Linked DNA regions of Homo sapiens: regions 1, 2, 3 and 5 are each linked to region 4. A link is a contact called in ENCODE Hi-C or POLR2A ChIA-PET data. All regions are on one chromosome and are shown on one strand. The core of a region is the stretch at or near the end of the contact, and the rest is flanking DNA. Distances in the headings are between cores, read along the strand shown. Region 1 overlaps SUPT3H (SPT3 homolog, SAGA and STAGA complex component). Region 2 holds the start of CDC5L (cell division cycle 5 like). Region 3 holds the start of ZFAND3-DT (ZFAND3 divergent transcript). Region 4 holds the start of OARD1 (O-acyl-ADP-ribose deacylase 1). Region 5 holds the start of CMTR1 (cap methyltransferase 1).

Region 1 (2,700 bases), core at 106-2,605, 3.9 Mb before region 4:
TAAATTTCCTGATAATCTTACCAAAATAATTCTTAGAAAACATGAATGACTTCATAATTGTATAAGTGGTATATGAGAGTATAAACTCAAATCAGCGTTGAATATTATCAGTTTTATTTTTGTCATTTTCCAGGCAAAAATAAAGTAGCAACTATAGCAGCTAATATTTGTTGAGCACTCATGCATCATGCACTGCACTGTACTGACTCACACAGGCCTCATGACGACCTTAACAAATAGAAACTATTGTTAATTTATAGATGAGAAAACTAACAGACTGTTACTAGCCTTCCCAAGTTAACATACAGCTAGTGAGTGATAGGATATTTTTGTTTTAATTTGTATTTGATAACTAATGATATTGAACATTTTTATATATTTACTAATAATTTGTATTTCTTTGAATTGAATTATGTCTTTGCCATTTTTTGTAGGGCATTAGATTTATTTGTATGAATCTACTAACTTATGTGAATAAATTTTTGTAATTAAAAAAATTTTTAAGACATTTATCAGTCATGAACAGTAAAACTTTTTGTCAGGTTTGTTGCAGGTATTTTTCCCAGTTCTCCATTTATCTTAATTTTTTTCTAATTCGATATGTTTTCAATATATAGGATTTTATGTAGTTAGGTCTACTGGTATTTTCCTCTATAATATTCCGTTGTCTTAAGATTTAAAAAATTGTATAACCTGAGATTAAATACACATCTGTATTTTTAATTATTTTTTATTCAACTATAATTCTACATTTTTATCTAATATATGGAATGAGAGTTTCTATAATATAAAAACTAAATATCAAAATATGCCAATCAATTAAATGAGTAATCTATCCAGTTCCTATTTATTAGGATTACTTTATTTATCATCTGTTAAATTACTACAAGCGTATCGCGGGTCTTTCTGTTTTCTATTCTGTATTATTTTCCAAAATTATTGATAATGTTTTGTATGTACTACCTGAATATATAAAGAATACAATATTGAGGAAGGGCCTCAGGGTCTAAAAATGGGTGTAACAAAGGTTTAAATGAATTGTCCCATCAGAAAATTCATTGGCATTTGTTTGAAGAATATTTTTTTCACAACCTAAAAATTCAAATGCTTTTGAATGGTAATGGTAATGATTTTAACAAAAACATTCTTAGAATTTACTTGTTCAGGGTTAGAAGTAAAGAGCATTTTAAAATGTTATGATTAGAGCATTTGGTGTTTTCTCTCAGAGAAAATAACTCTGAGGGGTAGTCTAGTGTTCTCTTATGTCACAGGGAAGGTGGTCAGACATGTTTTATCTAGATCTTCACTATTTACAAGCAGTGGGTGGTACCCATGGTTACCTACTCAAGCCTAGCTCTCAATGGGAAGTGCTGTAAATTGCTGATATAAACCCAGGTCTGTAATTTTGAAAGCCAGAGAAAGGAAACTGTGTTTGCCGAGTGTGATGACATAATCCCATCTGTAATGCCTAAATCTATTTTAGTTTCTCCTGATATTCACAGTAGAAAAATGTTAACCCTCTGAACTTGCATGTTATCAGGTAACTTTCTATTGAACTAGAATAGTGAGACAATAAAATTGCTCATTTAAGCATGGTCATTAACCTGAATAATACCTTAAGTGCATCTGTAGAAACAAATCTCTAGTCCTTACTGGAGAGGACTTGAGCTAGCCAGTTAGTCTGGACCTCTGAGAAGCTTTGTGCTGTACCCAAAGACACTTTGCAAGTGCATGACAGAACTAACCCTAGAATCCAGCCTCCTGACTCTCAGATTACTGTGCCCATTTACTTTGATGTAAATTTATTAGAGGGTACTAGAGATGTTTTCATATCATTAGTTTAGGGATGTTCATAATGGACTAATAGGGATCGAAAATATGAAAAATTTTTAAAGAATTCTTCACATTGAACTTTTAAAAACAAAAGTGGCATGGCAGATTGTTTTGATCATTTTGATCTAGAATTTCATATTTGCAAATATTTATGTCATGAGCACATTAGGTTTGTCTGCATCTTATGTGTTCAACCTGGAAAATTAAATGTCACAAAATATTAGAATAATTTTCAAATGTAAATACCAAGTAGAAATTGGGTAGAAATAAATTATATGTGTTTTTACTGGAAGTGAAAATTTTCATAATAAATTTTTTGAGAGTACTAAATCTATTATTACAGATTGGAAACCAAACATATGTTTAAAACTGTAGGCCACTGATCCTAAGGAAAAAAATTAACATGTAGCATATTTATCATATAAGAATAACCTGAAAGTGAGTATTTCCCAGAAAGATATGAAACATTTAATTTAATTACTTTTAATTTTAATCACCAGAGCCTTTTCTGTGTACAGCAGCTAAATACTCTATGGCTTACTGGTACCATAGGCTTCAATAAATTCTTACTAATCCTACCCATTAAACTTTTTCTTTATTGGTTGACCTGTATTCTTAACTCTTTCAGTGGTTTTATTCTAAAACTACAGCATTTCCTAAACTAAATTCTGTAGAAGACAAGTATTCCAAGAGGTATTAAGTCTGTATTTGTGTAAGGAAGATCCACTCTTAAAATTTCACTCAGTAAGTATAGGTGTATTTTGAAGTCAAAGTTATGGATGACAGTTGGAATATTATATCCATTAATGTCCACTTTATTTTTGTATATTTTTAATTGCACAGCATTGAAAAGAGTTTGATTCAAAA
Region 2 (2,700 bases), core at 32-2,531, 3.3 Mb before region 4:
CTAAATATTCCAAACGTATTAACTCGTGTAATCCTCAAGAGAGGTTAAGTATTATTATCCCAATTTAGAAAAAGTAGAAAACTGAGGCTTTCAGAAGTTAAGAAACTTACCGAGTACCACACAGAGGATGTGATGCTTACAAAAAGACAAAGCAAGTTTTAACAAACGGAAGAAAAAGGTATCATGAGAATATCGGGGGTGCAATTAATTCTTACAGAGATTCCAAGAAGTGTTTCCGAACTAGGTTTGAAGGATGATCAGAAAGATGTCAAGCGCTAGGAAGGCAAAAGATGTAAAAAAAAAAAAAAAAAGAAGCCATAAAATGTAACGAAAAAAAGACACAGAGCATGAAAAGACATGATGTGCTCCAGAAACTGATAAATTCGGTACACTCTGAACACAAAACGCACTAAAATCTAATTTCTATTTCACTCCCACTCTACTGCCCTTTGGCTCACCAATGGCACTATCCACTACGTTTCTGGAAACAGAGACTATCCTAGGCCAGTTTTTCCTTTCTGGCTTCTATCTAGGCAAAGGCAGTGACAGAAAGAGACAGACCTTGGGATCTGTCGAGATGGCAGACAGGTTATGCCCTGATAACAGATAACCAGAGAGATGCGGGCATAAACGGGCTCTCTGAACCTGGCACTCAAACTGCTTCCCCTCTGCAAGGAAGTCAATGGAGACACAAAGTTGTGGCCACGGCAACTTCTTTATTTCTGAGTATGAGACAGAGTCGTGGTGCCTGGACTAAGAGTGGATGGTGCCCCGGGGGACCAACTCTGGCTGAGTTGGAACTCTGAGTTCTTCCCGGGGCCGGGGGGGGCGGGGGGGCGGGGTGGGAGGGGGCGTATTCAAGTCAACAAATGTTCACTCAGGGCCTAACAAGTGAGCTTGGAGCCGAGTAGCCAGGTGGTGACATCACGGTCCCTGTCCTACTGGCGCTCGCACAACACGGGGCCAGACACACGGAAAGGGCCCCAAGGGTCAGCCCCCGGGCTGCCCTCCACGCAGACCCCACAGGGTCTCCTCGTCGCCCCCCCGACCTCCGCGCGCGTGCGCACAAGCTGCTAGAGGGAGCGGCGGGCAGCGGACGGCGGGAAAAGGAGACTTACCTCGGTATTCCTCCATACGCCCCCCTTGATCATAATTCGAGGCATCTTGGCGGCAGGGTGTCTCGGCAAGCAGCCGAGAGGAGCTTCAGAGAAGTAGTAACAGCGATTGGGCCACCGGACTCAAAGCCGCCACTTCCTCCAAGCGCGACCTTCTGCTTTGAAGATCTGCGCAAGCGCAAGGTGGGAGGGGGCGCAGAATAGCAAGTCTCGCGAGATATTGGGTGGCTGAAAGGGAAAAAGTGTCTTGTGGAAGCTCAGCTGCAGGAAGACTAACACAAAACCATCAAACCACTCTGGCCAAAGCGCCTTACGCCCCGCGCATGTCCAAAACAGAATGGAAGAAACTACGGCTCTCGCGAGATAGCGGCGGTAGCGCTTGGCTGGGAACTTAGTGGTGGGATTGATCGTGACGTCACCGAGTGGCAGAGGGTGGGAACGTCACGCGTACGGAATTTCAGCACAGTTGCTCCGAAGAAGGCTTTGTTAATTTATTAATCTAGCCCTTTCAAGTATTTCAGTAATAGGAATTTATTCACAGAATACTCAGGAAAATCCAGTAGTTTATTTAAGGCTCAGTTTCCTAACCTGTAAAATAGAGATCATAGTAATGCCAACCTCACAGGATTGTCGTAAGGGCTAAATGAGATCATAGACCCAGCACAGTATCTGATCCATAATAACTGCTGCAAAACAATAGCAGCTATTACTGCAAGGAGGGCAACGCCAACTTCACCCCGTCCCCAGGTGATCCAGGCTTCTTCCAGAAACCTGCAGAAACGTCACGTCAGAGTTTTTAATTCATCGCCCAGTCTGGATTAATAATGCCATTGGTACGCACTGGTATTAGACAAAGTCGAGTTGGGTTGAAATATTGTGAAATCTTGGCTTTCTCATAAGTTTGGGTAATAACCTTACTGAATCTCAGTATCCTCATCTGAAAAGTGGAGCTAACAATACCCGCCTCGTAAATGAGGAGGCAGATTAACTGAAACATAACTAAAACCCAGTGAGGTAGGGATTGGCAAACTCTCTGCTACCCCACCCCAATTACTCATGCAGTCTCCTTCATCCTTCCAGAACATCTCTGGCTCCATCCCTGGAAAATATCAAAATATTTAGTGGGTTGGGAAATGCCCTATTTATAGTACTTAGTATTTATATAGTGCCTATCTCTTTATATTTCTTCATTTCTCCGTTTGCCTCTTCTGGAAGAGCTACAGAATTTTCTTTTTCCTTTTAGCTTTTATTTACACACATTCTGTGCAATTATGGTCAGCAAGAGGGCATTTTCCATGGCCACCCTGGTAGTGTTTGCCACTCAAAGGTTTATGCTGGCGGGCAGCCCGCCCTTGAGCTGTTTACCCACTGTGTGGTGTATAAGAAACCATTGGACCTGTGGCCAGTTAAACTCAAACAAAATGTTTTCATTTGGACCTCTCCTGTAATGGGGCGGTTTTTTTTTAATTTGTTATATTTAATTTTTGTGGGTACATAGTACACACATATTTATGGGGTACATGAGATATTTTGATACTGGCATACAACACATAATAATCACATCAGGGTAAATGGGGTATCCATC
Region 3 (2,700 bases), core at 89-2,588, 3.3 Mb after region 4:
GAGGAAACTGGATCTCATATTCCCCAATCCAGGCTGACTTCAGGTTTTGTGTGGTTTTTTTCTTCCTTTTTGACAAGGAAATTTTACATATCTCCTGAAACGTGTTTTACATGAAGGTGAGACCTCAACAATCTTATAACTTTACCCCAGCCTGGTTCTGGACTCGGTTTTTACAAACGGGTGACGTGTGAATAGCTTCCTAAAAGCAAATGGGGCACTGGGATATAATCTAGGAAGTGATGATGCAAGTCTCCGGAGGACGGGGAGGAGGGGAGGTGAAGAAGTCAGAGGAAATACCCTCCTAGTGCCTGGGCACCAACTCACGCCCCGGGAGGGAGGAAGGGCTGGCTTCCACATGCCCACGGAAGGGGCACCCCTGCTCCTCCCGGAGCGGTCAACGCCGCCCCCTCATCCCTCCCCGCCGCCCTGCCCCCCTCACCCGTGGCCCAGGAGGCCCCCGTGGGCCCGAGCTTCAGGCCGGCGAGTCCCAAAGGGTAGCAACGCACCCCCGGCAGGGCCTTCTCTGCCCACCCCCAGCTCCCCACCCGGCACCCCTCCCCGGAACGCGACCCCCACCCCCTCCCCGTAGGCCCGGGCTGGGCCCAGCCTCCAAGGTTCCGGCCTCCCGGGCCCCGAGGCCTGCCCAGGCTGCCCTGGCGTCTGCGCCCCCGGCCCCCGCCCCCCGCCCCCACCCGGCCGGGCACTTACCCCCAGAAGCCGCAGGGACAGCGAGGCGGCAGGCTGGGCGCTTTGCTGCGCTCGCTCCCAGCGTCTCCCATGGTGCTCGGCGGCGGCGGAGCTCGGCGGCGGCAGCGGTGGCGGCGGCTGGGCCCGGGCCCCGCTCTGAGGAGGCGGTGGCGGCGGCGTCGGGGGGCTCGGGGCGGGGGGAGGGGGAAGGAGCGGGCGCGCGGGCGGGCGCGAGTCCGGGGCTCGGAGCCGGGATTCCAGGCCGGTCAGCTGGAGGCGGGCCGCACCACTCGGCCTGCGGAGACGGGGAGGGGGCGGAGAGGCGCGGAGAGAAGAAGGAGGGAGCCGAGGAGGAGGGGCGTGCGGACGCACCGAGGACCGCGGGGGAGGAGGGACACAGACGCCCTCGGCGGGTCTCACCGCCGCTCCCCAGCCAGAGAGATGTCCTGTGCGGTGGCGCAGGGAAGGACCGGAGCCCCCCGCCGGCTCCGGAGTCGCAGCGGCCGCTCTGAAGCCCCGGGCCCTGCTGTCTCCGTAACACCGTCCCCTCCCCCGGAGGCTGCGCTGACCGGACAATGGCCGCTCCGCCCCCTCCCCGGCGTGCGCCCCTCCCGAGGAGTCACAATGGTCTCGCCCGGGGGAGCCAACGCCAAAGCCCAGCCGCTGATCAGCTGGGATCCGGGCGTGCCACTTCGTTCCGCGCCTCAAAGGCGGAGTGCGGGGCTGTGGGAGAAAACGAGAGCCTCGGGCTGTCGCCCGGCGACGGGCGGCTGAGGCCTTCGTATTCTTAGAACTTTTAGAATCTGAAGCAAACTTATCTTCCCCCTGTCTGAAGAAGGGGAGCAGGTTTCTGAGTACTCCGGGGCGCGGTGCCTCCCCCTAAACGCGAATGGTGCGCTCCAAGCGGGAGGGGGAGGAGCAGATTAGTTGTGTAGGGTAAATTGGGCCAGTCCCAGAGTGGCGGCGCATGCGCCCGTAGAACCCGTAACCGAGTGCGAGGAGGGGCCTGGGGGAGCAATGCCAAACGCGGAAGTGGAGCTCTGGCTTCCCGGGGGCGTCGGAGTCAAGGTCCCTGGAGCTGCCGCTCTGGCTCCTGGGCGATTCCGGGGAGCCATTCTCCCCAATTTGCCAACTCCCTGGGCATCTCTCTCTCTCTTCCTGGTCCCGCCACACCCAAACAACTCTTATAGTTCCACCCGGTATACTGGTCTCTTGACAGGAACTTTTGGGAAATGCCCCTCCCCCAGCCCCTTGTCTGGGGCAACTTCCTTGTCTCTTCTCCCCCACCGGTGTTGGGGAGTTCCTTGTCTCCACTCCCAACCACAGAGCCACAAGTACATTATCTATGCCCAGGCGAGTCCCTATGCCCAGGCTAGGAGAGCCGCACTTCTTCCTACAGCTGACACGTTTGGTTTTTGGAGGGGAAAGGGGAGCTGTAGCTGAATCAGTAATGGAAATTGGTAAGTGACCAAAGAAGTTTGAGACACTAAAAAAATGAGTCCTTTAACGATCCTAGTCCTTGATCCTGAGCTCATTCTGATCTCCAGTTAGTCATGAACAGAGAAATCGATTATTGATGACTAATTCAACACGGAGGCAACATCCTCCAGACCTTTTGGAGACCCATCGCTGAGGAAGACTTCCTGGCTCTTAGGAATAGCTGCCGTATACCCTCCTTGCCTGTCGGGTATATCAGAGCCTCAGAGAGACTATTACCTAGATTAATTTGATTACCAAATGTTGCTATCTTATTTCTTTATATACCAAATCACATTTCTGTTTGTGCATACTGTGTGGGTTTGTTAACATTGATGTTTATTTTGGCCTCTAAAGAGCAAGGATCGCATTTAGCTTAATATGCCACAGATGCTGTTGATGGTGAAGTTAATGATTGCAAAAATCAAGCACTTAAAGCCAAAACACCCTAAAATGTGAGTGCTGATTTATTATGCACAATGTTTAGTTTTAATTTGGTGGATTTTCCAAAGCCTTCAATAAGTATATCTGTAAGAA
Region 4 (2,700 bases), core at 186-2,685:
AGGGGCGCGGCGGAGCAGGGGGAGTGGGCGAACTAACGGCCCCCTCTCCCCACCAGGGAGACAGCGGGGGCGGGCCCATAGGGCTCCGAGGCGTGGGCGGGCCAGCCCCGTTGCCAGCCGCACACGGGACCCCGCGGCCGCGGCGCGCACCCTCCCCAGGCCTCCCTCCCGACCTAGAGGGGCTGCAGATAAGACAGACCCGGCTCGCTGGGAGCGGGGAGCGGGGGGCGCGGGCCCCGGGGAGGCTTCCTGTCCCAAGGGCCGGAGAGTGGAGAGTGCAAGGGCAGGTTTAAGTTTGCGGCCAGAACGACCAGGAGGAAATCGCCGAGGCCCAGGGCGCGCATGTGTCCCCTAGTGTAGGGCCATTCGTGGCCCCAGGCCTGGGGCCTGAGAACCTGGGCCTGAGTCGGGGAACAGGGACGCATTCCCAACTGGCCCTGGCACCCTGCGAGGGTCGGAGCCCCGAGGTGCCTGCTCCCCGAGGCGCCATCCCCGCGCGGGGCGGCCCCTGCAGGCCTCGGCCGGGAGTGCCCCGAGGCGCTCGCAGGCCCCGGGCCGGGGCCGCTGGCCGCCCGGCTCGGCTAGGCTCAGCTCGACTCCCCGGGCTCGACGGGCGCCTGGGCCTCTCCTGAGTGGTCAGCGAGACCCGCCAATCGGGGCGCTGGGGCCGGCTCTGGGCCGCTGGATATTGGCTCCTCACACTCACCGTGCCTCGCTCCCCCGGTTCGCTGCCCGCGCTGATTGGCTCCAGTACCGGACTCCGAAACCCAATCAGAGGCTCCAGCCGCCGCTGCCGCCGCCACTGCCGCTGCCTAGCAAAATGGCGAACCCGAACAAAGGGGAATCGGGCCTCCCTCCAACCGCCTCCGCGCAGGCGCCTCTGAGGCCACGCCCACTAACTCCAGTTCAGGGATCGCCCCACCCCTTCGGAGGAGCAACGCGCAGGCGTTCCCTGAAGCCACGCCCACCTTCCCGCTTTGACACCACCCCCAGTGAAAGGAATACGCAGGCGCTTTCCAGACGCGCCAGACCCTTCAACTCAAAACGCTGCCTTGAGCTTAGTACTACGCAGGCGCTAACTAGCCCCTTTGCCAGCTGCCCACCCCTTTCCAAGTGGCCACTAGGACACACCCCTGCGGCTAATGCGCAAGCGCCACTTTTCCCGACTCGTGGGGCAGTTTCGTTACGCATGCGCGGGCGGCGGCGGGAAACCACGGAATTTACTGCCGGAAGTTCGGCGGCCTTCGCCAAAGAGTGTGGGCTCGGCTAGCAAGCTAGAGGGGCTCGTTTCCGCCCCGCTACCGGGCGGGGGCGGCCATCTTAGATGCGTGCAATTAAGGGCTTTGGCGGGATTGGCTCCGCGTTTGGGCTGGTCCGCTGCTCCCCACCTACCAGGGTCGGATCCGGAGCCCTTCCCCGCGGGGCGGGGACCTCCAAACAACCGACTCCTTTCCAGGTGAAGGGTGACTTGGGTACGTTGGGGCTTTGAGCGAGCCTCCCCGCACCCTCCCATAGGACCCCAGGACAGACTGCGTCCTCGCTGACCCGCCCTAGGGTAGGAGACAGAGAATGGGAGGCTTCAATAGACTCTTTCCTTCTCCCACGCACCCCCCAAAAAAGTGGGGGGTGAACGTTCCTTGAGAGGCCGCCTTCCTTTCCCCACGCCTGGGGCTCAGCACGCCAGTACCCTGTACACTCTGTGGTTGCGGCTTAACGGGACTGTGGCCAAGTCCCTTCTGTTTTCTTCTAAGCCAGACCCACTGGGGAAATACTTTTGCGTCGTGCAGAGAAAAGGAGACCGTCCTAAATCGGCCTTGCTCCGGAGTGGCCCTGGAGAAAGGAGGAGGCGTGTCTTAGGGATGGGCTTTGCTTCCGCTGACGGAGCGGGGCGCTCCAGGAAAGCACGAAATGAGAGCGGGTCGAGACAGCCTCCGAACCTAAGCGTTCTTCCTCTTTGCCCCAGAAGGGTTTTGTATTACGTCCCAGGGGCCGAACAAACTCACATTCATCGATAAACGTTGGGGAAAAAAGCCTATTAAGTGGTTGTACAGGGCAATCAGAATATTATATACTAAGGCTGCCTAAGCATTTTTACTTCCTTTTCCCTTCTCATAGCTGAAGAAACACTTAAATTCTGGAAATAGCGACTCAGTATCATGGCCAGCAGCCTTAATGAAGATCCAGAAGGAAGCAGAGTGCGTAACAACTATTGACTTATTGGTGAACTGAAATTCGTAATAATGGAGGTCAAAAGCATAAACACTTTTTAATTAAATTAATGATTGCATTATCTTTTTTTCTCTCTAGCTGATTTACTTTAAAAAGGCTCAAAATTCTAGGCAGGGATCATCCATTACTTTCCTTTTACACATGCTGTAATTGGTTTGGCTTTAAATCAGATTGGAGGAAGGGGTGCCGGGAGAGGTAGTCGTGGGGGACACAAAATACAGAAAAATAGCTTAGTATTTTACTGTATCTAATAAAACATTGTCTTTTCCTTTGCACATTTTTTAGATCACTTATGTGAAAGGAGACCTTTTTGCATGCCCGAAAACAGACTCTTTAGCCCACTGTATCAGTGAGGATTGTCGCATGGGCGCTGGGATAGCTGTCCTCTTTAAGAAGAAATTTGGAGGGGTGCAAGAACTTTTAAATCAACGTGAGTTTTGGAAACCACTTACCTGGTTTGCCCTGGCTAGA
Region 5 (2,700 bases), core at 192-2,691, 3.6 Mb after region 4:
ACAGAGCAAGACTCCGTCTCAAAAAAACAAAAAAGAAAGAAACAGGCACCATGCCACCATCAATCATCCATCCCCATGGTTAGGTACATGAGAGATAAGCACGAGAAAAAAATAAGATGGAATGAAGTGATTATGAAACCCTGAAATCTTAACGAATTATCAAGTTAAAGAGCAAGCAAGAGAAGTAGTGAATACAGTGTGGCTTACACACAACTGATTGGCTGTAGAGAACTCAGAAAAGAGGACTCAATACAGGGTGGGCGACAAGCTGGGAAACAATCCTTAGGGAAGGCGAGGTACAGCAAGAAAGTATTGAAACCCAAAAGTGTCACTGATGCTCCCAACCTCGTAAAACCCTGGATCACATGTTTCAGTTCTCTCCAACTCAAGGAAGAGCCAATCAACCCAATGCACAACCGCCACCTTCCTGAGAAAGCAGCCTCTTACTAGATACAGGCAGGGGCTGTCCCAGGGAAGAACCGGAGACACTGAGCAAACAGAAAGCAAGACCAAGCTAAGCCACATTTCACTTTAAGCCGTAGTCTTAAATACCCCCAAAAGGCCCCCAGGGTGAGATAAAGGAAGGCTCATCACAGAGCTTGCTTCTAGCCATTGCAAGCGCTAAAAGCTTTTAATTCTTAAGTGACTCGGGGGGAGACTGGAAGTACAGCAAACTCAAAGCGGACTGTTGAACAGCTGTGTGAAAGGCAGGAGAGGCGGATGCTCCTCCCCAAACCACATCACCTTAGATTTGGGCCTTCCAAATCATCTCATCCAACCCTATCATCTTCCACGGGAAAAGACTGCGGCCACAGAGGTGAAGGCCACACAGCTAACCAGTGCCCTGCTCAAGTGACCCACACATGCCAGCAGAATGCTCTGGCAGGGAACTTCTAAGCGGAAGGCAAGCGGCCTGGTTCTACCTGCTGCTTCCGCACAGAAGGGGTTCAAATCCCCTCTGCAGTCTTCTCTCCCTGGGCCTCGGTTTGGCACTGCCACCCCTAATCACAGAGAGAAGAGATAAGCTCCCATGTCTCCCGGCCAGTCCCTTCATTTGAAGATAACATGAGCGTGTGAATGTGTGCGCAGAGACGTGTGTCAGCGGCAGCTCGGGCTCCAGGGAGCCGGCGTTGGGGGTGGGAGGAGGAGGGAAGACATAAGGGGCCAGAAGGCGAGGAGACCCATAACCGCGGGCGGGGGGCCCAGGCGGCGGTGGAGGGGAGAAGGATGCTGAGCCCGCGCGCCCGCCCGCTTGCTCCCCCCGGGCCGCGCGTCGGCACTCACGCTGAGGGGAGAGAGCGAGCTGCCGGGGAGCGGAGGGGGGGTCAGGCCGACACTGTCGCCGCCGCTGCCAGAGCCGCCGCCTCCTCCCTCAGTTTCGTTTCCCCACAAGCCAGCCCGGGTCCGCCAGCCGCACCGTCGCGCTCGGGTCCAGTACTGCGGGCAGCGCAGCCTGATGACGTCACGGACAGCGCCGCGCCTCGGTCCTCCCCCGGCCGGGTCCCGGCCCCGGGAAAGGCAGCTGAGGTTTGGCCCGCTCCACCTCTCAACCTGGGAGGTCCAGGGGCGCCTGCGCGGAAAAGCCGCCCGGAAAAGGCTGCAAAAGCAAAAGTAACTATCTCCTCCTTTGGCTCTGAGGAAGAGAAACCAATACAAAAATTGTAAGTGCTAGGTGCCCTCACACGACCTCATCTTACTTAATCTTATCATTATCTTCATTTTACAGACTAAGAACAAGTTCAGAGAGGTAGATGGTAAACTGGTTGAGCGAACGCAGTGTTCTTGTTCCCTGCTGTATCCCCAACATCCAGCCTATGGGACATCTCAACAGATTTTGAACGAAGGACGGGAGGACAGAAGGAATGCCGCCTGTAGCATCTTACCATATGGGCACAGTTGGCTCTCCATCTCAAACCTCTCTTCTGATTTTCAGGCCAATATGGCCAAACGTCTGTTGGACATCCTCACTCAGTCACCTCAAACCCCATGAATTCAAATTTCACCTTATGTTCTTCCATCAGCTCACTTTTTTCCTGGTGAAGGGCGCTGCCATCCATCCTGTTGGTCCAGCTAGAAATCTGAGGAATCTCCCTCTTCTTCATACCCCAAAGTTTCTCATACACTTAATTGCGCTTACCTCCTAATTGTCTTTCAAATCCATCCATTCACCCCCATCCCCATTGCCACAATTCATGCACTTACCCCCTCTCGGCAGAATTTCTCCAGTAACTCCAAACTCCCGTGACTGTCTCCAGTTGTGATCCCTCTAATGCGTTCTTCACAAAACCAAAGTGATTTTTATAATTTTCAACACCTGTGAAAAGAAGGGAATTTAAAATTGATTAATTAAACCTGATCCTGTCACAACCCAACAATGATTAAAATCCATCAATGATGTCCCATTGCTCTTAGAATAAAGCTAATGTCCTTAAAATGGCCTCTGAGACCCTCCAGCATGACCCCTTCTTCAGGTATGCCTTGTACTGCTATCCCTTAGTTCTCCCCATGCTGACTCTTCTCAGTTTATCAAATATGCCGTGTCTCCGCCGGGCGCGGTGGCTCACACCTGTAATCCCAGCACGTGGGGAGGCTGAGGCGGATGGATCACCTGAGGTCAGGAGTTCGAGACCAGCCTGGCCAACATGGTGAAATCCCGTCTCTACTGAAGATACAAAAAAAGTAGCTGGGTGTGGTGGTGCG

What was found. A loop is a pair of places that touch in the nucleus more often than their neighbours do. ChIA-PET counts read pairs that join two places held with the same protein, here RNA polymerase II (POLR2A). Pooled maps may share reads with other maps.
Region 1: a loop to region 4 is called in a pooled map, with 7 times the contacts of the local background. The contact joins the enhancer-like site here to the promoter of OARD1 in region 4. A Hi-C loop is called at or near these places in 3 of 50 pooled maps. POLR2A ChIA-PET finds 5 or more read pairs at or near these places in 2 of 52 experiments (MCF 10A and T-cell).
Region 2: a map of CD4-positive, alpha-beta T cell shows a loop between it and region 4 (9-fold over the local background). The contact joins the promoter of CDC5L here to the promoter of OARD1 in region 4. A Hi-C loop is called at or near these places in 4 of 168 maps with a recorded cell type or tissue (CD4-positive, alpha-beta T cell, CD4-positive, alpha-beta memory T cell, CD8-positive, alpha-beta T cell and 1 more) and 19 of 50 pooled maps. POLR2A ChIA-PET finds 5 or more read pairs at or near these places in 1 of 52 experiments (CD8-positive, alpha-beta T cell).
Region 3: a map of naive thymus-derived CD4-positive, alpha-beta T cell shows a loop between it and region 4 (21-fold over the local background). The contact joins the promoter of ZFAND3-DT here to the promoter of OARD1 in region 4. A Hi-C loop is called at or near these places in 2 of 168 maps with a recorded cell type or tissue (CD4-positive, alpha-beta memory T cell and naive thymus-derived CD4-positive, alpha-beta T cell), 1 of 37 single-sample maps with no recorded cell type and 13 of 50 pooled maps.
Region 5: a loop to region 4 is called in a map of ascending aorta, with 14 times the contacts of the local background. The contact joins the promoter of CMTR1 here to the promoter of OARD1 in region 4. A Hi-C loop is called at or near these places in 3 of 168 maps with a recorded cell type or tissue (CD8-positive, alpha-beta T cell and ascending aorta), 1 of 37 single-sample maps with no recorded cell type and 10 of 50 pooled maps.

What each region holds. Positions count from the first base shown.
Region 1 is chr6:44,924,271-44,926,970 of GRCh38, reverse strand. The region is part of intron 10 of SUPT3H (SPT3 homolog, SAGA and STAGA complex component); the gene reads left to right. Among named protein-coding and RNA genes, the nearest start is that of MIR586, 270 kb to the left of the region's middle. Within about 2 kb of position 1,355, at least 3 of the 41 ENCODE cell types and tissues checked have a DNase peak (open chromatin) inside an H3K27ac peak, as active enhancers do.
Region 2 is chr6:44,386,287-44,388,986 of GRCh38, reverse strand. It overlaps CDC5L (cell division cycle 5 like), which reads right to left and starts at 1,281. Exons shown (of 16, transcript NM_001253.4): 1 at 1,119-1,281. The coding sequence starts at 1,163. LOC124901323 (a long non-coding RNA gene) reads left to right here and starts at 1,068. Exons shown (of 4, transcript XR_007059595.1): 1 at 1,068-1,948. RefSeq lists an enhancer at 1,200-1,399.
Region 3 is chr6:37,818,025-37,820,724 of GRCh38, reverse strand. ZFAND3-DT (ZFAND3 divergent transcript) reads left to right here and starts at 1,338. Exons shown (of 2, transcript XR_007059569.1): 1 at 1,338-2,147; 2 at 2,235-2,700. ZFAND3 (zinc finger AN1-type containing 3) reads right to left here and starts at 998. Exons shown (of 6, transcript NM_021943.3): 1 at 709-998. The coding sequence starts at 779. RefSeq lists silencers at 372-541, 702-931, 972-1,351 and enhancers at 630-1,432, 1,402-1,791.
Region 4 is chr6:41,071,091-41,073,790 of GRCh38, reverse strand. It overlaps OARD1 (O-acyl-ADP-ribose deacylase 1), which reads left to right and starts at 1,435. Exons shown (of 6, transcript NM_001329686.2): 1 at 1,435-1,555; 2 at 2,116-2,195; 3 at 2,515-2,659. The coding sequence starts at 2,157. NFYA (nuclear transcription factor Y subunit alpha) reads right to left here and starts at 817. Exons shown (of 10, transcript NM_002505.5): 1 at 707-817. RefSeq lists silencers at 1-86, 117-746 and enhancers at 1,127-1,176, 1,207-1,416.
Region 5 is chr6:37,431,962-37,434,661 of GRCh38, reverse strand. It overlaps CMTR1 (cap methyltransferase 1), which reads right to left and starts at 1,441. Exons shown (of 24, transcript NM_015050.3): 1 at 1,285-1,441. It overlaps LOC107986531 (a long non-coding RNA gene), which reads left to right and starts at 1,439. Exons shown (of 2, transcript NR_171666.1): 1 at 1,439-1,611; 2 at 1,727-2,434. RefSeq lists a silencer at 1,096-1,285 and enhancers at 1,286-1,565, 1,258-1,759.